Regions from separate parts of the Homo sapiens genome. Here region 1 is linked to region 2. Evidence: chromatin loops called from intact Hi-C (ENCODE). Cell type or tissue: IMR-90. All regions are shown on one strand. Links, peaks and the distances in the headings refer to the core of each region. The heading gives the core; the rest is flanking DNA.

The links. A loop is a pair of places that touch in the nucleus more often than their neighbours do. Peaks named below come from ENCODE experiments on the same cell type or tissue, not always from the same donor. Only the 100,000 strongest peaks of a DNase experiment are listed, where the experiment ranks them.
Region 1: a loop joins it to region 2, with 12 times the contacts of the local background. A loop is called at or near these places in 74 of 110 quality-filtered maps.

The regions. Positions count from the first base shown.
Region 1 is chr20:12,920,793-12,932,181 of GRCh38, forward strand. It overlaps LINC01722 (long intergenic non-protein coding RNA 1722), which reads right to left. Exons shown (of 12, transcript NR_109868.1): 5 at 3,940-4,116. Among named protein-coding and RNA genes, the nearest start is that of LINC01723, 24 kb to the right of the region's middle. RefSeq lists a silencer at 5,726-5,926. In IMR-90, for the core only: a CTCF peak has its summit at 4,538 (motif pointing right); DNase peaks (open chromatin) are centred at 4,559 and 8,389; H3K27ac peaks cover 242 bases.
Region 2 is chr20:13,100,469-13,111,857 of GRCh38, forward strand. It overlaps SPTLC3 (serine palmitoyltransferase long chain base subunit 3), which reads left to right. Exons shown (of 12, transcript NM_018327.4): 7 at 9,644-9,749. It also overlaps a transcript of TASP1 not described here. Among named protein-coding and RNA genes, the nearest start is that of SPTLC3, 97 kb to the left of the region's middle. In IMR-90, for the core only: a CTCF peak has its summit at 5,583 (motif pointing left); no DNase peak of the experiment used is centred there; H3K27me3 peaks cover 215 bases.

The DNA of each region.
Region 1 (11,389 bases), core at 1,366-9,365, 180 kb before region 2:
ATGGGTATTTGGGGCAAACTGTCTTGTTTTTCCAAAGAGATATTTTTGTCACGTTGTTTCAGTTGTTCAGGTGATAACAAGCACAAGCCCACTCCATGTGCCCTAGAAACACTCAACAGGGGAAGTAAGCTACATGCCAACTGTGCATGCCTGAAAGAAATGCCCTACTTAGGAAAACGTAAAAGGCCACCATCTTCCCAACTTCTCAGTAGAGTGCTCCCCTTGAAACTATTGTGATGTGCATTGACACTGTGTTTTCTAGACAGGGATCAGAGGCAGGGGTTGTACATTTCCCACTCTGAAGGCCATTAAAAGCTTCAACTCTCAGAGTGGGAAGCAGAGAGGTTCCGAGAGAAGAAACAAGTTCTAGGAAATTCCAGGAAAAGGGTATCCTGGTATTTTATCTTAATTTTCCCTTTTCTGCATTGAAATTCCCTTGTGTTATCAGGAGTCAGTGAGGTCTGTTGTGTTCAAAAGCTACGGGTTATTTGTTCTTGGGAAATCATCTTTTGTACAATGCTTTGGGAAAACAGACCAGAGATGATAATTATGAAGTAGAAAAGGGATCACAGGCTTCAGGAAGAGATAGAGGGAGGGGATTGAGCCTCAGCCTGGAGCAGGAGATACTGAAGGCGCAAGTGGACCCATGGAACCTTCCAGTATTCCTCAGGGTTCCCAGAAACCTGCTATCACCCATATGGGGCTCAGACTTGGGGCCCCTAGACAGTAAAGAAAAGGGGGCGATATTTTTGGATCTGCATCTCCAACAAATCTCATGTCAAATTGTAATCCCCAGTTTTGGAGGTGGGACCTAATAGGAGGTGATTGGATGATGGAGGCAGGGTTCTCATGAATGAGTTAGCACCATCCCTCTGATGATGTTCTTATGAAAGTGAGTGAGTTACCATGAGATCTGGTTGTTTAAAAGCATGTAGTACCGCTCCCCTTCTCTCTCTTGGCCCTGTTTCTGCCATGTAAAATATCTGCTCCCACTTTGCCTTCCACCATGAGTAAAAGCTCCCTGAGGCTTCCTCAGAAGCAGATGCCACTTTGCTTCCTGTATAGTCTGCAGAACTGTGAGCCAGTTAAGCCTCTTTTCTTTATAAATTGCCCAGTCTCAGGTATTTCTTTATAACAATGCGAGAACTTACTAATACAGAAAATTGGTACCAAGGAGTAGAGCATTGCTCTAAAGACACCTGAAAGTGTGGAAGCAGCTTTGGAACTGGGTAACCAGCAGAGGTTGGAAGAGTATGGAGAGCTCAGAAGAAAACAGGAAGATGAGAGAAAGTTTGGAACTTCCTAGAGACTTATACATTTGTTTTGATTACAATGCTAATAGTGATATGAACAATACAGTCCAGGTTGAGGAGGTCTCAGATGGAGATGAGGAACTTATTGGGAACTGGAGCAAGTCACTTTTGTTATGCATTAGCAAAGAGGTTGGCTGCATTGTGCCCCTGCCCTGGGGATCTGTGGAACTTTGAATTGAGAATGAGGATTTAGAATATCTAGTGGAAGAAATTTCTAAGCAGCAAAGTGTTCAAGGTTTGGCCTGGCTGCTTCTAACAACCTATCTCATATGCACGGGCAAAGAAATGACCTAAAACCAGAACTTATATGTTAAAGGAAAGTAAAGACTAAGTTTGGAAAATCTGTGGCCAGGACATGTGGTAGAAAAGAAAAGCCCGTTTTCAGGAGACAAAGTCAAGTGGGCTGCAGAAATTTGCATAAGAAAAAAGGAGCCACACAGAGTCCCCATGGGACACTTCCTAGTGGAGCTATGAGAAGAGGGCCACCATCCTCCAGACCCTGGAATGGTAGATCCAGCAGCAGCTTGCACCATGCATCTGGAAAAGGCACAGGCACTCAATGCCAACCCATGAGAGCAGCCACAGGGGCTGAACCCTGCAAAGCCGCAGGGGCGGAACCGCCCAAAGCCTTGAGACCCCTCCCCTTGCACCAGTGTGCCCTGGATGTGAGACATGGAGTTAAGGGAGATTATTTTGGAGCTTTAAGATTTAATGACTGCCCTGCTGGGTTTCAGATGTGTGGGGCCTGTAGCCCTTTTCTTTTGGCTGATTTCTCCCTTTGGGAACAGGAGTATACCAATGCTTATACCTTCATTATATCTTGGAAGTAACTAATTTGTTTTTTATTTTACAGGCTCATAGGCAGAAGTGACTTGCCTTGTCTCAGATGAGACTTTGGACTTTGAAGTTTTGATTTAATGCTGGAATGAGTTAAGACTTTGGGGAACTGTTGACAAGGGATGATTGTATTTTGCAATGTGAGAAGGACATGAGATTTGGATGGGGCAGGAGGTAGAATTCAGTGGTTTGGATCTGTGTCCCCACCAAATCTCATGTCAAATTGTAAACCCTTATGCTGGAGGTGGGGCCTGGTGGGAGGCAATTGGAACATGGGGGCAGAATTCTCATGGATACATTGACATTATCCCCTCAGTGCTGTTCTCATGAGAGTGGGTGAGTTTTCATGAGATCTGGTTGTTTAAAAGTTTATGGCACCTCCCCCTCTCTCTCTTGGTCCTGCTCCTTCCATGTAAGACACTTCCTCCCACTTTGCCTTTAACCATGAGTAAAAGCTCCCTGAGGCCTCCTAGAATAAGCTGCTGTGCTTCTGGTACAGTCTGTGGAACTGTGAGCCAATTAAACCTCTTTCCTTCATAAATTACCCAGTCTCGGGTATTTCTGTATAGCAATGCAAGAACTGACTCATACAAGGGGGCTCCTTTAATGCAGGGAACCTGGGTTATAACTACAAATAACAGAAAGGATTCCGGTGTCTGAGTCTGTGTCTCTATCTACCCTTCTTACCTGTGTGCCAAAGAGGCAGGAGGGTGATTCTGAAAGTAAAAAGCTCACCGCCAATATTTTATTTTAGTACAAGAAAAGAGATTAATACTATGGATGTAGAGAAAGCAAGAGCTTGGAATCTAGAAACGACTTAGATCCCACCATGCCCTTACCAGCTATGCAATCTCAGATGGGCCACTCAATCCCACTGACAGTCAATTCTCTCATCTGTGAAATGAGTGTACCAATGCTACTTTATAGGCAGCTTTGTCAGGATTAAATGAAGTAATTTAGAAAAAGTACTTAGCAGGGTGACTGGTTGCCTGGCCCTTAATAAGTATTTCATGAGTTCAATTCTGTGCCAAAGATAAAGTATTGCTCACCAGCTAATTGGCCATTGTTCAAATTTTTTTAAGCAAAATGAAAACTTCAAGCTTATTAGAATTAAAATGCTCTGACCCCTTGTATTTTGGAATTATAAAAGATATTGTTTCTCAAAATAATGGTGGTGGGAGGGGTGGGGGGAACCCTCTGTTTGCTTAGGGCCATCTTCCAGCTCTTATCAGGTGGCATTTGCATTAGTCTGGTGGTAAATCCGTCCAGGATGCTGAATAAACAACTGCTTGCCTTTAGTTGGATCTTCAATTACATCAGATATGTGACCTGATGTCTGGAAGCCCTGGGCTGCCAAGGACAGAACAGTCTCTGTGAGGTGATTTAAAGGAGATCTTTGTTCCCTGGCCCCCAAATGTCTTTGTCCCATTATTTCTTGCAGTCTGACATGCTCCCTTTAAACCCCAAAGGCTTTCTGTGTTCAAGAGCTCCTTATCTATTGTTATGCAAATGTCCCTGGGAAAAACAATAATAATTCTTCATCGGCTAATATTTCAAGGAGAACTATAGCAACAAATGCTAACAATTTCTTGGAAGCTCAGATGTAGGAGAGGTATGTGTAAGATAAGGAAGAAGGGGTTGGGGGAAGAGTGAGTTATCTCTAAAAGGGGAGGTAGATGAGAAGGATGGGTTTTAGAAGTAGATAAGCCAGCTTCAGTTTCCCAGGAGCCAATCTCTAGAGCCATGATTTCTGTTTCCTCATTCATAAGGCAGGAAAGACAAAATTTACCTCACTAGGGTGGTTTTAAAGATTAAATGAGACAACATGCAGACTGCTTGTTCCTATGCATTCAAAGGAAGTGGTGACCATTAACTCCGCCTCCAGGCTGTAGGTTCTGAGGGACTAGGATGCAAGATCCCATCTGCCATTTGCTCACTGTGACCCTGGCCATCACTTGGCTTCCACCTGTGTAAAATGGGAAAAAGGTGTTTTCCTAGTCATTAAAAATGTAATATATGAGGCACAGCTTATTAATTTCTAGGTAGAAAACTATACGATTACTCAAGTCAATTGCATGTCATTGCTAATTTAAAGAAAAAGATAATCAATTGATTTTGGGTGAACAGTTTTAATTTGAAGCAGGATTAGTCAAGATAACAATGTATTTTAGCCAGAAATAAATTTAAGTCTGTAGTCATTAGAGTTAAAATATTCTTTCTAATAGCTATACAGTACAGAAAAAGACTGCTGAAGAAATTTGACATGTAATAAAAAAGAGAATGAAGAAAAAGTGAGAGTGGATTTAAAAGGCTGCTGTTCCGTTTTCAGACTGCAGGCTGCCCCCCTGCTGAGCTGCCCAGCTGCTCAGTTCATTTCTTAGTGAAGTGCCTTTTTTGGGCTTAGCCACAAGATGTCAGCCTAAGCTTAGCCATTTGTGCATTTTTCCGCGCCTCCAACCCATTTCTTCCCTTCCATTTCATTTCCTCTTTCGGCTCTGAGCAAATGAATAATCTTTTGGATTGTGGGCACTAGATGAATAACAATGGAGTAACTGGAGCATTCAAAGGGCCTCTGCTGATAGCAGCTTCCACCAAGTCTCAGGAAGAGCCCCCTTTCCTTCCCATTGCAGTCCCCAAGCCTGGGAGGCCATTGTCCTCTCTCAGGCCAAGTGTATCTATGTGTTGGCGCTTCCTACACAGGGACAAAAAATCCAGGATCCGTGACCCCTAGGAGAGAATGCTGTTAACCTGTCTCCCAGGAAGGTGGATAAAGGCGATTTCAGGTTGGCTCAGCAGCCCTGGGAACTTTCAAGGGTGAATACTGCTTTCTCAGCTGCAACCTGTCTTCCCCAATGCATCGGCATTTGAGAACAAGATACCCCACCTGGGTACGAGATGCCTGCAGTACCTCTAAGAATCATGTTCTCACCACATTGGTGAAGGCAAAAAATGGGCAGATTTTCTTTCCCCATGGATTTTTGTAAAGGTGAAAATTTTCCAGACACCCCCCCTACACACACCAGCAAATGTACACTTACAACTGACTGGTCAGAAATCAGTCACCTGCCTGTCCCTGAAACCATCAGCAGTAAGAGGAGTAGGGATGCCATAACTGGTTTAGATTAGTGAGATCCATCTCCTGGGCCTAGGGAGGGTCCACCTTCCTTAAGCACATAGCTTTTGCCAGAGATCAGTACTCCCGGAGCTGAATTCCAGGGCCTGCCGTGATGACCCAGAACTCAGGACACAGCCCTGTCTCCCAGGGGCTCAGTGAACACACGTCCAGTCACGACTGCCCAGGGAGATTTGCAGTGGGCTAGAGTTTTGCTAAAGAGAGGCCAGGCAACCACCAACTAAACTACCTGCCCTTTGCTGGAGAAAGAGGAGGAGGAAAAAGAAATAAATGCTGCTGAGACTGACAGAGCAGGAGCACCGTCATCTCAGACAAACACCGCCACTTTAAGCTCCAGCTCCCCTTCTAGCCTCATGCATTTCAAGGAAATCACTTCTCTTCTAACTACAAGCAGCCAGAAAGAGCAGACAGTAAAACACAGATAAGACAGCTCGGGCACAGAGGAAAGTAGGGGGCAAGTCGCTTGGGTAACTGCCAAAGTTCACCCTCATACAACGGGCCCCAGTAAAACAGTGGGCCTTAATAAGCACATTCCTTTCCCTTCAGGTGCACTAAGATAGGGAAGCTAAAAGCAGACTCAGGGGGCTATGCCTGCAGCTGCAGAAAGATATATGAGAACAGACACACAACTCTCCTTCCCAGATAAGCACAACAAAGAGACACAGAAGCAATCCAAGCCTCTGATAAACTCTCCTATCCTGAATTCTTAAAAACTCTTGGTCATAAGAGAGTGTGGCTCTGACCTAGCTTGGCCAGCCGCCCCTCTCAGGTTTATTTAAAATAAACTTGTCCCTGTTGACTGTAAAGCCACCCTTGAAGTTTCTCTCCTCTTTCTTTAATTCTTGCAGTGACTATATTGTCTCTGGCATCAAGAGGACTGGGGTCAGTCCAGTAGCTCTGGGCTCTGGGACCTGCTCTGCTTAGACTGTCTGAGAACCCGAGAGCATGGTGCCTCTGTTCTCTGGGTCTGTTTCCTTCAGAGAAATGCAGTCTGTTCCAGGATGTACAGCATCAGAACCAGCCTGGGCTATAGGCCTCCTATGGAAACAGGCAGGCTCAGGCCCATGCTTATCTGTCTCTCACTGTGCCATTGAGCCACCAGAGTCATGGGAGCCAGTGTTTTCCAACCGAAGGGACTTCTGTGCCCACTTTCTAGAACCTCTCCTTGAGCCGACCTATGGGGATAAAACACACACACGAAAGCAGGACATCCTGAGGAAGGGACCCTGGGAGGAAGATGAACAGTGAGACCATTCCTGTTCATCCTTGTAGAATAGGAGATAAGTTGATTTATCATTCATTAGACAGAACTGTGTAATAAAGGTATTTATGTGTGCAAGGCTGTGGTATGCAACAACTCTGGGGGAAGGAGGAAGAGAAAGAAATGAGACTTGGCTTTGGGTTGGATGTGCGATGCTTTTTCTCAGAGAAATCAATTTTTTGCAGAAAGAAGCATGCTGTCTATTGGGATGTCGCTGCCCCACGAACAGTCACTACACCCTTGATGCATCCTCTGCGGGGGGCTCAGGGCCTCAGGAACACTAAACACCACAGGGGACCAGGCTTCATCCTGACACACACTGGGAATCAACCCAGCTGTCATTTCCATGGGTGTGGAAGAAAACTAATGACTCAAGGCTTGAATCATAAGTGGTCCAGCTTCCACTGGCAGAGGTAGATAAGTCAGTGAGAAACTCAGATACATTCACAGCAACTGCAGCCTCTGACCGGAATGGGTCGAACCTGCAAGCCACCCTTGGCTTCAGCCTGCTTTTAGTTCACAACTTTGTGCAAAAGAGAAATTAGCAGCAATGTGAAATGTCACAATTTGAAGGAGTCTCTGCCAGGGCTGGACAGTTCAATTTCCTTTTCAACTCACTGCCCCAACATTGTCCTGCTACTTTCAAGGAGAGAAATTCAAGCATAAGGGCTTTGTGAACCAGGCTGAGAGCTCTGGACATGGAAGGAGAGGGAAGGGCCAGGTTCTCACTGGGACACATACTGTGGTGTGTAAAGGCATGGACCCTGGACCAGAATAGCCCAGGCCAATGCACTGCATCATTTCTCCTATTTCTGGGACTTCTGGCAAGCTCCCTGGACACTTCTGTAGCTCAGTCTTACCCTTAGTAAATAAGGCTAAGAGTAGCACCTGCCCCTGAGTTTTTATAAGGTTAAAATCACAAAAGATTCAGAAGAATGCATGGTATAGTGAGGGCTCAGTAAATGTTTATTATTTTTTATTATGATTTACCAGTTATTCTAATTTTGAGCAAGAGGGTTTCTCTGAGCTCTAATGAGGAGTCTCACCCTACCTCAAAGCAATGCAGGACAGAAAAGCCCCCAAATTGGGGCTTAGCCTGGTTCTTGGCTTCACCCAGGAAAGAACGTAAGGGTAAGCTGGTGGTGTTAGACAGCAACTTTATTGAAGCAGTAGCCTATAGCAACAGAGGCACTGCTCCTTGCAGAGGAGGGTTAACCCATAGACAGTGTGCCCACAGTGGCATCTTACAGCAACATCACCAGAAACAGACCTGTGGCTGAACAAGTTGTTTCTCACTCATTGAAATAAGGGAAAACACTGTGGAGAACTGTGGTGTCTCTCAGTAAGAGCATGTTAAAAAAGACAGTATAGGATGTGGGACTTTAGTTAGATTCCTGTCTTCATCAGCTCTGGCTGCTATATAACGAAGTACTGTAGCCTGGGTGGCTTATAAACAACGGCAATTTATTTCTCACATTTCTGAAGTCTGGGAAGTCTAAGATCACAATGCCACCATGGTTGGGGTCCAGGGAGGATCCTTTTTTGAGTTGCAGAATGCCAATTCCTTGCTGTTTCCTCACATGGCAGAAAGAGGGTGAGAGAGCTCTCTGGAGTCCCTATTATAAAAACACTGATCCTATTTATAAGAGTTCTACCTTCACTCCTCAAACACCTCCCTAGGCCCCAGCTCCTACCACAGTCACCTTGGGGGTTAGAATTTCAACATATGAATTTGGAGAAATGTAAACATTCAGTGCTTACCAGTGCTTTAGGGGATGTTTTACAGAATCGGACTTTTGCTCTGAAGTGGAGGCCATCAGGAAGTGGTGTTAACACTATGATTGAATACTTTAAAAATGTGATCTACAATTTGGAAGGAAGTAAGGTTAAAGCTGTGGTTGGTGAATAAGCCACTGTTACACATATTAGCTGGGAATGAGGAGTGTTTGGTCATTTGTGTAGTTTAGATAAGGTTCACGTTTCTGTCTGCATTCAGACATGACTGGAGTGGTCTTCTTTTTGTCTTGATTCACCACCATCACAGAGTGGCCTTTTCTGATGCTGGTACTCAGTGAAATTGTTTATACTCAGCCAGAGAATATTATGACCTAGCTGTGAGTGCCTGTTCTACTCCTAGCAACACCAAGAACTAACAGTGCTAGACCAGTTCTCAAATATGAAGGGTTGCGTCTCTGTTTCTTTCTACCCTCTTTTGGCCAAAGCAAACTAGTCAGGCATCAGGATGTAGATCATTGATCCCTACCATTGCTGAGACATTGCTAATCTGATATTTATCCAGAGCGCACTGTCTGCAGGCAAATTAGGGTTTTAATTCACCATCTTGTATTAGTCAGGACATCTCTTTTCTTCTAAAGCATTTCAAAGTCATGAACTAACCTAAAAATCATACGTGCTATAACACCTTCTTTATCTCTGGGCAGCTGACATATCTGAGTGAGGGCAATTAAGTCAGCCCACTGGAATTATTCAATTTCTGAGAGAAGCTTGTATTGCAAGGCCAAATTTAAGTTTCTGATCACGTAAATGGCTTTATAATTTTTAGCTTTTCTTTTTCAGTATGAACCACATAAAATCAAAATAAAATCACATTTATCTTGGCTAGAAGGTTTGCATGATTGTGAATAGTTCCCAAAAGGCTGGAAATTATTGGGTCCTCTTTCATCAGATAAAAAATAAATCAATCAACAAAATAAAATACAAATTAAAATAAAAAAGATGATGCCTGGGTTCAGAGGGAAGCAGCAATGGATGTAGACCTTTGAAGGGTAAGGCGGTAATATTTCATAGATGTCACATGACTGTCAATAAAAGAATCTGTGTAAGATGAGAAATTGTTAAGTGTAGTAGAGATCCTAGAACTAAGTCAATGGAAGTTTTCATACATTTTGCTATTGCTGTTATAGATCTTAAACAAGGTCGATATAGCTTGGCTACTAGAGCTAACAAAAGACTAAAATAAGCAGTAGGTCCCTAATGATTCCCACATAATTGGGTCAACACTTACTGAGATTTTTTATAAACAAAAAGTAAAAAGGGATTTGTGAATCTAGAAACTTGGAGAAAATTCTTTTAATAGTTACTGTTTCTGTGTGTATGCTTAAAAAGGAACATACTTCTTTTAACTTGAAAAGTATATGATTACTAAAAGCTAATTCTAGTAATACTTTTTACTAATATAAAATTAACATCAGCTCTCTTCTGGATTTGACATGTTTGGAAAATCTTTTGTATGTTTTTAAATCCCAAAGTTGAAGGACTCTCATAACAGTTTTGAAGTATTTAAAACCTGAAGAGTTTCAACAAACCTAATTATTCCTATTTTCCTTTATTTTATAGGGTGAAAGAGCAAAATTATTCTGAATTTTGGAAGGGTAAAAAAAATCATTATAAAGGACATGATACAAAGTCAAATAATTTCAGGCAACATTATAAATATTTTGTAAGTAACTGTTCTAATTAAGAATCAATTAAGAAAACTAAACATGAAGTTTCTTGAAAACTGATTTAAGTGCGTACAAAAGGCACCAAAATTTAACAGAATAATTAAATCACAAAAAGAAACTTCTACAATCTAAGCATAAAATAGGCCAGTCATGTTACATAAAAATGACACTCATTTTTTTCTGTTTTACGTCATTTTTGTAATAATTTGGAGTAAAAATTGAATACATGTCTCTGCATGTATTCAGGCATGCAGAGACAAGTATAAAAATAAGTAATGTTAAAACTTTTACTCATAGCTTTAAAAAACAACTAACTTACCAGCATATTAAATAATACATACATATCATATTAACTTTGTCCCATGAATAAGCTATTAAACATTTCTTAAGCATAAAATTATATATTCATATTCATATTCATATTTCTCTAATTATCATACCTTGTGTAATTAAATATTTATATTAATTATCCTTATATTAAATTAAACAAATATATATTATAAAATGTAATATATAGTACTTCATATTATAAATATATAAAACATAATTATATTATAAATATATAAAATATATAATTTGTTATCAATATGCAATATGTGAATTACATTTATAATATATAATATAATATTTATATTACTTATCATCTCTAATCAAAATAACCAACTTCTTTTTGCAGACACACAAAAAGTTAGAGAATAAAAAAGGAATTGTTTTATTATTTTTCTCTAAGAACACATATTATTTTAACATTTCAAAGGGAGAACAACTTTTTGCTTCTTTCTTTTCACAGTTAACAGCTTAATTAAAATAAGATTTGCCTACTATAAAATGTGCCCACTGTAAGTGTACAATTCAAATTGACTAAATTTATAGTTGCACAAGCACCACCACAATCCTACCTTAGTACATTTTCATACTCCCCAAAAAAGGTCCTTCACATCCATTTGCAGTCAATCCTGTCTTCCATCCCCAGCTTTAGTTAGGCACAATCATCTGCTTTGTCTCTATAAACTTGTCTTTTCTAGACATTGCATATAAATGGAATTACACAATACATAGGCTATTTTCGTCTGGATTCTTTTACTTAGCACAGTGTTTTTAAGGTTCATTCATGTTCTAGTACATATATTAGTTGTGTGCTTTTAATTATAGAACAGTGTTCCATGGTATGGTATACCACATTTATTTAACCATTGGCCAATCGATGGGCATTTCAATTGTTTTCAGTTAGACCTATTAGGAATAACACTGCTAGAAACATTCACAGACATGTCTTTGTATCAACATGAGTTCATTTTTCTTAAATAGATTCCAAGAAGTGGAATTTCTGGGTTGCATGGTAAGTTTAACTTTTTAAGAAACTGCCAAACTTACTTCCAGT
Region 2 (11,389 bases), core at 1,403-9,402:
TCTGTAAGCCCAACTACTCGGTTAGCTAAGATGAAAGGCTCACTTAAGGCCAGGAGTTCAAGACCAGCCTGGGCAACATAGCAAGACCTCATTTCTTAAACAATAACAACAACAACAAAAAAAACACCTGAGTACCAGAATCTTTTATCACCATAGATTAGTTCTTCTATAATAGTACATGTGGATAATAGCTGAGTCATAACTACTCTATCATTTATTCAGCTTTCACTGGTATTAAGTTCTTAGCTAACTGGTTCATTTAATTTTAACAGCAACCCAGATACAGAGTTCTTTTCATTATCCTCATTTTATTAAAGAGAAAACTAATCCTCAAAGTGATTATATGACCTGCCTAAGGTCAGGCAAATGATAAATCACAGGGGTCAAAATGCAGACCCAAGTCTGTTGCTTTTGTCTTGGTTTGCTTCCCCCAGCAGCAGACCTTGAGACACGGATGTAATCACAAGTCACTTATTCAGAAAGTGATGCCAGGAAGCACCAGTAGGTGAGCAGGGCACAGGAAGCACCAGTAGGTGACCAGGGCACAGGAAGGCAGCCAACATGGTGCATTGTCAAGCAAGTGACCAGAGTGGACAACAGGACCTCGATTCTACTAGGAAACTCTGGGTGCCAGGATAGATAACTCACTGTTATCCCTACCTGTGGGCTGAGGGAGCTGAAGTATTTACCCACAAATTCCCATTTGTGACTGATTGAAGGCTGCTCCCTAATCAGGCTATGTTCCCACAGCCAGAAAAAGAGCTCTTAGGCAAAGAATGGCCTGTGTTTGCATGAAGAAGCTGGGCTGAGAGGGTATAGGCAGGATGTGCACAGCACTTGTTAACACTCTTAACCACTAGCTGAGTCCAGCTATTTGCTGCCAGGCCATATGTAGGAGTCAGAAAGCTATGGTCCCTTGTGTAAAACTCAGTCCAGTGTGATGGCTAATGGAGCCCTATCCTGTTAGTAGCCTCAATTTCAATTCAGAATGCTGAAGTTTGGCCTCTGCATTCTTGCTCGCTGAGTATTAAAAAGATCTCTTTGCATTTTCTACTGTGGGCAGCTTCAGGGACATAGCCAACCCTCAGGCTGCCCTTGTGCTATCCAGCCATTCTCCAGCCATTTCACGGCCTCAGCTACAGAGTCAGCTGCAACCAGGAACCAACACATTTGTTCTCCATGGTGTTTCTGGTGCATTTTGAGGAAATGAGCAAATAATGAAATTATTTTTCCCCAATATTTCTCAGGCTTTCATATGCACACGAGGTACTTGGGGGCTCTTGTTAAAATGCAGACTCTGAGTGAGCAGGTCTGGGTGGGGGCCTGAGATCCTGCATTCTGACAAGCTCCTGGGTGCCGCTGCTGCTACTGCTGCTGCTGCTGTCATGCAGAACCACACTCAGAGCAGCGAGACTGCAGGCAACCTCGGTCCTCAAGTGAGTCACTAAGACTTTCTTAAGCTAGCCTCGGAGAAAAGCTGTTTCTTCAGCTTAGAGAGTTGTCATGAGGTCAGAGGTCCAGGCAGGTCAAGAATTTGGAGTAGTTTAAAAGAAAAAGTGGAAAGGAAGAACCAAAACTCTGCCTACTAAAGACCAAGAGGAGGAAGAAAAAGAAGGCCAGTGTTTGCCAGAAAACTCTGAGCACTACCTAGTCTGCAGAACAAGGGCTCGAGAGGTTGTTTAAGTAAAAAGTTAAACCCGTAAACATGGCTTAGACTACTTTGCAAGCCATGATCTTTTATATTTCAATGTCCAACTTGGATTTCTAAACTAGGTTGCTTAATAAAGCCAGCAATTGCCTCCCTATCTTTTAATGATAATTAAAAGGTATTGAGCCTTCATTGTAATGAGCCATTTACATTCACCAACTCATTTTAGCCTCATAACTACAAAATGAATCACCTGCTACTCTTATCTCCTTTTTGACAGATGAAGAAGAAACATCTATAAAGTGGTGAAGTGACTTAGATACACAGAGCTAGTAAGAGTCAGAGCTGGTAAACCTAGGAAGTCTGACTCCAGAGTCTCCGTTTTTAAGCATGACACGCTACCTCCTTTCCTGGCCTTTTCTACCCTCTGTTTGCCCCTGGATGGCAGAGTGATGAATGTAATACTTGGTAGCCTCCATCTCCCGTACACCTCTCCCAGGGCCAAGGCAGTTTTGGTTAGGTAGATGCTGCCAGCACCCACCTGACTGAGAATCCTAACCACTGGGCTCCTACACTGTTCCCTGAATCATGTCTCACCTTGGTGCATTGAGCCCCCTCATTTAGAGATCCCATCTCAGTACTTTGTCTCATTCCACAATCTCCTTCCTGAGGATCAGAATCCTATGCATTACATCAAGCCCAGAGCCCAAGCCTATTGGACACCCTGTCCCTGGTTTCTAGGTTCTGCCTGTCCTTCATCTCATGCCTACAGAGTCAAAAGTTGCTGCAATTACCCCCTCCCCCTGCAGGGTAAACAGGCCCTGTCCCTAGCACCTGCCTCATCCATAAGCCCAACCCAGGTCACCTGCTCTCAGCTGTCTTTTGCACTCTTCCAAGAAGATCCCTTTGCTTCTTTCAACTGCCTAAGGCTGTGCGACATCTATCCACATGTTTAAAGAGCCATCCAGAAAACCTGAGCCAAAGTCCTTGCACAATCTGCTTTATAAAACTTAAAGGCACCAGATTTTCAGTCAAAAATGCCCTCTGTGATCTCATGGAGAACAGACCCCATAAATGTGACTTTCAAAAAATAATTGTTTTGCTTGACAAAATTGGTCATTGTGATTTTGTTTCCGCCGAAAGGCTAAAAAAGGGGGACAGTCCTCCCCACCACCATCTTAAAAGTAAGAATAATTTCTTTGTCATCATTCATAGCTATTTAAATACCCGCTACTTACTATTTCACATTTGGGCTGAATCTTGAAGGATGAAACTGCATGTCCAAAGGAATAAGAGGAGTGGATATAGAGATGGGGGGTAAGGGACTAGGAACAGTAAAAAGTGACATTCATTCATCATCCATCCATCTTTTCATTTACAAAATATGAGTGCCGCTGATAGGCAGACACAAAAATATTTTTGCTGAGCAACCCAGAGAGTAGGGAACCAAAGGGTGTCTCTAAATGCAGATGAAAGTAGTTTTTGTGGGGTCATGGATGACAAAGAATAAACCACCAACCACACCAGGAGCATATGGAAAGTGGAGGCTGAGTTTCAGCCCCAATCTCGCATTCCTGGATCCATAGGAGAGGGAGCAGGGGCACTGAGAAATGGGCAGTGAGTGAAGATCTCACAGTAGATCTAGGCCTTTGGAAAACCCACAGCTGCACAAGAGAAGAGAAAGGAGGAAGCCCTGATGTATGCAACAGTGTTGCCATTTGACAGTGAAATAAGAGGAAAGCTAAATGTCTGGGTTTTTTCTTCCGGAAGACACACTATGAACTATGCCCTACCTTCTTGGAAGATTCTGGGTCCCTTGCTGCCTTGTGCTTTCTTTTCACAAAACTGCATCTTCAGCTTTTCCAGATCCAGGAGGCTTGCTATTATTAGGGTTTTGAATGTAAGAACAGGCACAGGCTCAGGCTGGCTAAGAGCATTTGTCACCTAAGCCTGATTGTAGCTTTGGACACATAGTTGGATTATTCCAAGTATTTAGTAATTCAGTAATCCAGTTAACTATGCTGGCAAAAGGCTAGGACTGTTTTGCACTAGGCACCAGAACATGGTCTCCACATTTTCATTTCTTATAGCTAGATATTTATAACCATCTGATAGGGTTTGGCTGTGTCCCCACCCAAATCTCATCTTGAATTGTAGCTCCCATAATTCCCATGTGTTGTGAGAGGGACCCAGTGGGAGATAATTGAATTATGGGGGCGGTTCCCCCTATACTGTTCTCGTGGTAGTGAATAAGTCTCACGAGATCTAATGGTGTTATAAAGGTTTTCCCCTTTCACTTGGCTCCCACTCTCTCGTCTGCCATCACGTAAGATGTGCCTTTCCCCTTCCGCCATGATTGTGAGGCTTCCCCAGCCACGTGGAGCTGTAAGTCCATTAAACCTCATTTTCTTTATAAATTACCCAGTCTCAGGTATGTCTTTATCAGTAGCGTGAAAATGGACTAATACACCACCAAACCAGCTCAATCCTTTTAGTCCTCTACAAACCAAAAGAAACCTCCTTAGTGAGTCAAATTTTGTGCTGAGTAACACCAAGGCATTATTAATGCTCAAATAGTGGTCATTTTAAGTCCGTGGTGTGTCATTGTGACTCAAGAACCACACTGTACCATAGCACCGTGTGTGTGTGCCTAGATGGTGTCAAAATTATACTTTTATTTTAATTTCCGTATCTCAGAATTTTCTTATTAAATCAACAAGAACAGGTTTGTTTGGAGGGCTTTTGTTTGGGGAACTTTTTTTAACAAAACTTCTGGCATTGTTTTTTTCATCTGCAAAAAACAAAAACCTAACAGTCCTTCCCTACTTCTCAGAGGTGTCATGGGGATTAACATAATGCAAGTGTAAGTGCCTTAATAAGCATCATTATTTTAAAAAAAATCCCTTGCAGATGTAAGCATGCAGCTTGCTGAAACGGTAGAATCCCATAAGGCCTACAGAACATAAATCACAATCCCTTAAATCTGCGGGTTTGTAACCCACGCACTGTAGCCTTGTAGAACGACAGAGAACCAGAGAGGAACATGCCAGGGGCTAAGGTGGGGCCAGAATCCAGGCCGAGCGCAGTCTTCCCTTTTCCTGTGTAGCTTCTGTGATTCTAAGAGGTCGGAGAGTTCATCCCCTGCAGGAGGAAAAAAAAAATGGCTAATTGATTTTCCTTCTGCTCAAGAATCCTGGTGTGTTGACCCTGGGGGGCTGTGAACTCCACCAAAAGCCACTCCCATGGCTATCTCCATTCAAGTCAAACACAACGAAGTCCCTGACTTGGAAAAGACTGGGATTCCTCTTGCTTCCCTCCGCAAAATGTATAAAACACAGCGCGGCCACCGAAAGTCTTGTTTTCATGTCTTGCGTGTTATTTTTAAAAATGGAGAAAAGCTTCTCTTTAGGACTCGTGGTGTTCATTTTAAAATTCTGGATTAATCCATCGTGTTTATGTGACCTTTTTGGTGCAAAAACAACACAGTGGCCTCTGAATTTACATATTTTTTCCAAATCTTAGAATATTCATTTTAAAATGACTACTAATTTAGTTCACTTGGGTTTAGTTTTTATTCCAGTGTCGTCGGAGCCACATTTACCATCTATCATTTCTGCACAAAAACTTATAAATTCCAAGTCCCAAAGGGAAAACATTCTTAACAGGAATGCTTTTATTCACCATCTCTTTATTCCATTCAGAGGATTTGGTTATAGAAGATGAATAATAGTATAAAATATTATAGACATAATAAATAAAAGATTATAGGAAAGGAAGACTGGTTCTCCAAGTCGCAAGGTTTTCTTCAATATTTTAGGAACTCTGCCTAAAGCAAAAGTGAAAAGAAGATACCCAAATAGGTGAAAGTTTATTAACTGAAAATTTCAAAACAAGAAAGCCGCTTTTTGTTTCCTTGGCTGCCATCTAGTGGTTAATAATGTACGCTAAAACACGCTCTTGGGAACGTTCAAAAAATATCTATCTGCTCGTTTTAAAACAAAACAAAAGATACCATCAATTTTTGAAAATATATTGCAGGTAGGAGATATTTATCTTTTCTAATAATTCTTATTTCTATCCACAAGTGGCATTTCCTTGCCTGTCTCCTAGTCTACGTTCTTTCTCCAGGAAAAGAACATTGATGCAATTATTAGGTAATGATTGAGCCTAGTACTGTGTACTAAGACTAGGGCGAGAAGGATGAGGACGAGGTCCCTGACTTCATGGAAGAGAGACATGAAAGCAAAAAACGAACATCGCGATGAGTGCTTAAAAAATAATAGACAAGTCGGGAGGGACACCAAGGAGGAAGCCCTTAACTCTGTTCTGTATTATTGACGAGAAGAGTTTGGGTTAAGACTTCAGTGATGAGTGAGCATTCTCCAGACAGACAAGAGGAAAAAAAGCATGGAGGAGAATCAGGAGGCTGTGTGTTGGGGGATGTTGACAAACTATGTCAGAAAGACAGGCAGAGGCTATATCAGGAAGGGCCATTCGAGATTGTATTAGGCAACTATTACTGGAACAAACCTCAGTTGCCAATAATAATCAGCAAGTATTTCTCACTGGAGGCTGCAGGTGAGCTGGGGTAACCGTGCCCTACGTGCCATTAATCCTCTCCCAGGGCCAACCTGAGACCAGGGGGCTAGCCTGGGCATTTTCTTTTCCTGTCACTAGCAGAAGCACAAGAGAAAGAGTAGAAATGCATAAGACCTCTTCAGATCTAGGTTTGGAACTAGCAAACTGTCTCTTCTCTGTATTCCGTTAGCCAAAGCAAGTCACTTGGCTGAACCCAAGCCAAGGGGCAGGGAAACGTTCTCCACTGGTGAGAGGAAAGGACTGCAAAGTCACAGAAGAAGGAACTCAAATGAGGTGGAAAATGGGCCAGTAATGTAGTCTGCAGCAAGTTCCATCTTGGAAATGGGTTTGAGGTTCCCATATTTGTCTAAAAAATGGTAAGAAAAACATTATATCGATCAAAGTAGAGGTCTCGCTTTGCGTTATGGGTTCCAGACCCCAGGGATACTGAGCATACAAACGTCTGGGCCCTGACCCACACCAACTGATTCAAAATCTCTGAGTAGAAATTTCGAGAATCTGCATTTTAACTGGTTACCCAGATGATTATTTCTATTCATCCTGAAGGTTGAGAACCACTGGAAGATTAATGAGAAAATAGAAAAAAAAGTCAAGGAGAAAACATAAAAGGAAAATGGGTTAAAAGAGGAAATAGTGCTCACAAAGAATACTAGAAATAGTGGGAAAAGGAATAAGAAAAACTAATGAAAAATGGTGTCCAGATGGCAGAGGGAAGAAGCTTAAAAGATAAGTGTGTGTTGAATTGTGTCAAATGCTGCCCACGGTCAAGTAGAACAAGAACTGAAGAAAGCTCTGTAAATTTGTCAATTAGGTAATATTATGTGAAAAGAACACAATAGTGATGCCAGGATATCAGGAGGCCTGTTTTGCAGATAAAAAGAGAAAAAAACAAAGAAAAGGAAAGTGGCATGAAATAAAACAAAGATCCACCATTCTTCCAATTCTTCTTTCACGGGTCCTTACGATCTTGGTGAAATTGATTAATTCCACATTTAAACTGACAAAGCACCTAAAGAGTTAGTTTCTGGCTAGTGATTAAAGAAAGGAAAGGAAAATGACCTTTTTTTTTTTTTTGTATCTGTTGGTTCTGATAACATGCCAGATATTATTGGTAGCATACAGGTAGCATACTATATCTAATACCTAAGGCTTTATATATTTGAATAAAGAATTATTCCCTTAATTCTTCATTATTTCATTATATATTTCCTTTATTTTTTCATTATTTATGTGATGTTTTCTTAAGGATGTTAAAGGAAGTCAAATAGTGTATTAACACTACTGTTTGGATTTCCAAGAGATCTTGCTAGTATGCAGCATCTTATTCATGTCACATGCTTTTTCTGAATTTCAGGACCCGATACCCAGTCTCTAGTGGGTGGATGCTGAGGACAGCTTGGAAGGTGCCATGCTAACAGGGGCCTCTCAGAGATGAGGTTCTGATATTGCACTATCAAATTCTGACTTGTCCTATCCCACTCCAAGTCATAGGAAGTCACCTTTATTTAAATGTGGTTTGCTTAAATGTACTTGATAATTAAAAAGAAACACACACACACAAATATATTCACAACTCTATTTCAAAGAACTATCTTGTGGCCTCATTGAATGTGGCAGAGTTGCAGTGTGGAAAAGTTAATGCAGCCACTAATGCATTCACTCAGCTTTGGGGGAAGCCCTAAAACAGATCTGAGCACAGACTGGAGACTCAAAGACAAAGTTGAAGGGCTCTCCATTGAGACCAAGAACTGCAGCTAATTTGAGCCTAGACCAGTGAGTGATAAGCCAATGCACATACGCTTCTTGAGAGCTTTGTCTGTAGTGGTCAAAACCAGTACTGACTATGCAGCTTTAGATTTATCTTTTTTTTTCACTTTGAGACAGAGTCTCGTTCTGTCACCCAGGCTGAAGTGCAGTGGTGTGATCTCGGCTCACTGCAACATCCGTCTCCTGGGTTCAAGCAATTCTCCTGTCTCAGCCTCCCAAGTAGCTGGGATTAGAGGTGCCTACCACCATACCCACTTAATTTTTTGTATTTTTAGTAGAGACTGGGTTTCACCATGTTGGTCCCGAACTCCTGACCTCAAAGATTTAGCTTTGCTAGATGTCACCTTTTGTGAGCATTTTAAATGGTGTTTCTAATGCCTGGTGAACATTGCATAACAGTCAAGCCAGCAGTTAAGTAGCATCTCCATCTTTTAAAATTAAGATTGGATTCTGGACCTAAGTATTTCAGTTTCATCTTCTCAAAAAAGGGAAAGCTTAGGAAATGCAAAAAATACACAGTACAAATATAATCAGTCTAAAAAATATGCCCATAAACCTCGGCCATTTTTTTCTTGCTAGGCTTAAATGTTAAAAACAAAATAATACACACACATGTACATATATACCAAACAGCTAGGTTGGTAGGCAAGTTCTTCTAAATGACCTCTCAACCCAAGCCCAGTCATCAACCTCTGATAGCAGATAAATGAATTGTCACTATTGATTATATTTGACATTAGAAGTTAACAAGATTATTCTGCCAGACATTCATCCTCCCTTGTTCTACATCACCATTTCATTTGAGAAGAAGGGACAATGGCTTTCACATAAGGCAGCAAAGGGTAGTGTTACAAATGTGGATTACAGTACAGACTACATGGGTTCAAATCCTGATTCTGTTGCTTATGATAGACCTCAGGCAGTTTACTCAACTCCTCTGTGTCTCAGTTTCCTGAACCACAGAATGGAAATGCTACTAGTACTTCCTCCAGATGGTTCTTATGAGGATTAAATGAGGTATGACAAAAACTGAGCTTAGAAGGGTGCCTGGCACACAGATAGGGCTCAATAACTGTGAGCTATTATTGTGTTCAGAGATCCCCAAATATTTTGAAAAAGAGGCTTAATTGTCCCACTGCTTTAAAGTTTTGAAACTTCTAAGACTGGGGGATGTCAGAAATCAAGGCTCAAAGTGTAGGAAGTGAGATCCGTGCAAACTCAGCTAAACTCTAACATGCTCATGTCTACACGATTGATGAGTGGTATTAATTATGTCTCTCAGAGTTCATTTCAGCCTGCAACAAAGCTTAGACCTAAGAGATGCATTTAACGTAGAATTTCAATCTCTCTAAGGCAGGCGGGGAGAGCCTTTAAGAGCCTAGGAAACCATGCCCCACTGGTGAGAGTTTACTCTGCCTACTTGTACAAATCCAACTATTTGTCTTGTCAGAGTTAAGTTCTACTGAAAAATAGACCTCTGTCTCTCTCTCCCTAAGGGTTCTCTGATTCTGAATTTGTTCTCTGAAAGTTTAGGTCTGAGTGTGAACATAAAACATCTGGAAAAAGAAAGTGGAAAAGGAAAAGTAAACCCTTTCATGACTCAATTTTTTTTTTTGGTATTATTTAAAGACACACAAAGCCTAGAGAAGCTCCTGAGAGATGCTGTCATCTATGGCCAGCCTCGAACCCGCAGAGCTTGGAAAAAGATTCTCATCCTGGTGGAGGGTGTCTACAGGTATGTAAATAACAGGACACATTTTACGACTCGGAGGCCTGCAGCAAGCTGACCAGTGCGGAAAGGCTCACCTTTCCTAGCTAAACAGAGAAATGACTTAGAATTGGTTATATGACACAGGGACCTGAGACAGAGCCACCAATGGGAGCTGTCAGACGTGGGTTATCTGTCTTTTTGATGACTCTATATATGGCACAGCAGCTTGGAGGCTGGCCGGCTTGTGAAGGCTTCCTCAGAAATATCCTCTCAAGGCATTGCTAACTTGAGTTGATCTTTCCACTACCTTTGACTGCCCCAGAGTTTCAAAGGCGTTTCGCAGCTGGGTTATTCAAGATCAAAACACTCCTTGCCTTTATGACTGGTAGAAATTGTTGATGGGTGGCCCGGATGCCCCTACCTGGACAGCACGCCCAACCCCCAGCTGCTTGCTGAACTTTGTTAGTGATTGCCATCAATACAAAAGATCTGCCTGTTTTCCCCAAGGTAGGAGTAACCTGGGGTGCAATTCTTGTTCCAGAGCCAGCGGGTAGGAATGGGCTGATGTCTAGTCCATAAGCCAAGGAGACATTATTTCAGAGTGCCCAATCCTGAATCAATTCTCAAACAATCCTGACGTTAGGCAAATTGAGGGGGATATCTCCTATAATGATAGAAAAGTGAAAAATATTAAAAGGAAGGAAGTGAAGGCTGTTCAACTTTAAGACAAGGAGGAGTGTGGCTACAAAGGAGACTTGAGGATAGACATAGGATTTCTTTCAGCCCGCTAATCTCATTAGTCCCTGAGTGCACATTTTTTCTGCTGCATGAGTGGATAATGAGCAGCAGCAGAAGTGTGCCTTTATTCCTTTTAAGAAAAAAAAAGTGAATTCTCCCAACTCTAAAATAATAATAATAAGAAGCTTGGTTTCATTTTATTTTTAACATTTTTAACTCCAGTACTTCTGCCCCCATGGTTAGGGTTCTGGATGTTCCCAGTCCTACTGTGGGAAATGCAAAGTTTGCATTTCCAGTTTCTACCAGCTCACTTTCTGCATCACCTACCATTACCTCCTCCAGCCAGCCCAGAGAGTATGTACTGTTGATGAAGTCTTTGGGAGCACTCTAGACATAGTAGTTCTCCAGGGTGAGCTTGTCCTTGCCCCAGCCTAGGCACATTTGGCGATTTTCAGTCATTATAACTGCAGTAGTGTGTGACTGGCATATGGTGGACAGAGGCCAGGGATGCTGCCAAGCATCCTACGATGCATGGGACAGCCCCTACAACACAGAGTTATCTAGCTCAAAATGTCGATAGTGCTAAGGCTGAGAAAACCTGTTCTGGTATAACTGACAACTCGTAGGCCTTAACTTGCAATTTTAAGAAATAATCTCATATTGACTCTGGGCTGTCATAACCTCAAGCATGGATCTTTTTCCCTGTGTGATTTGTGCCTGCTGCCAGCCTGGGAGGGGAGCAAATAGCCCTTATCTAAACACCTGTCATTCAGGCCTAGATTCGTGGGAACACAGATCAGCTGAGAGAGAGCAGACTGGGCATCTCCTTTAAGCAGAGTAAACAAAACCCAACTGCAAATAAATAGAACTTGGCTCCAGTAAATGAAAGTTAGGTCTTAACCATTTTGATCATGGCTGAAATTAAG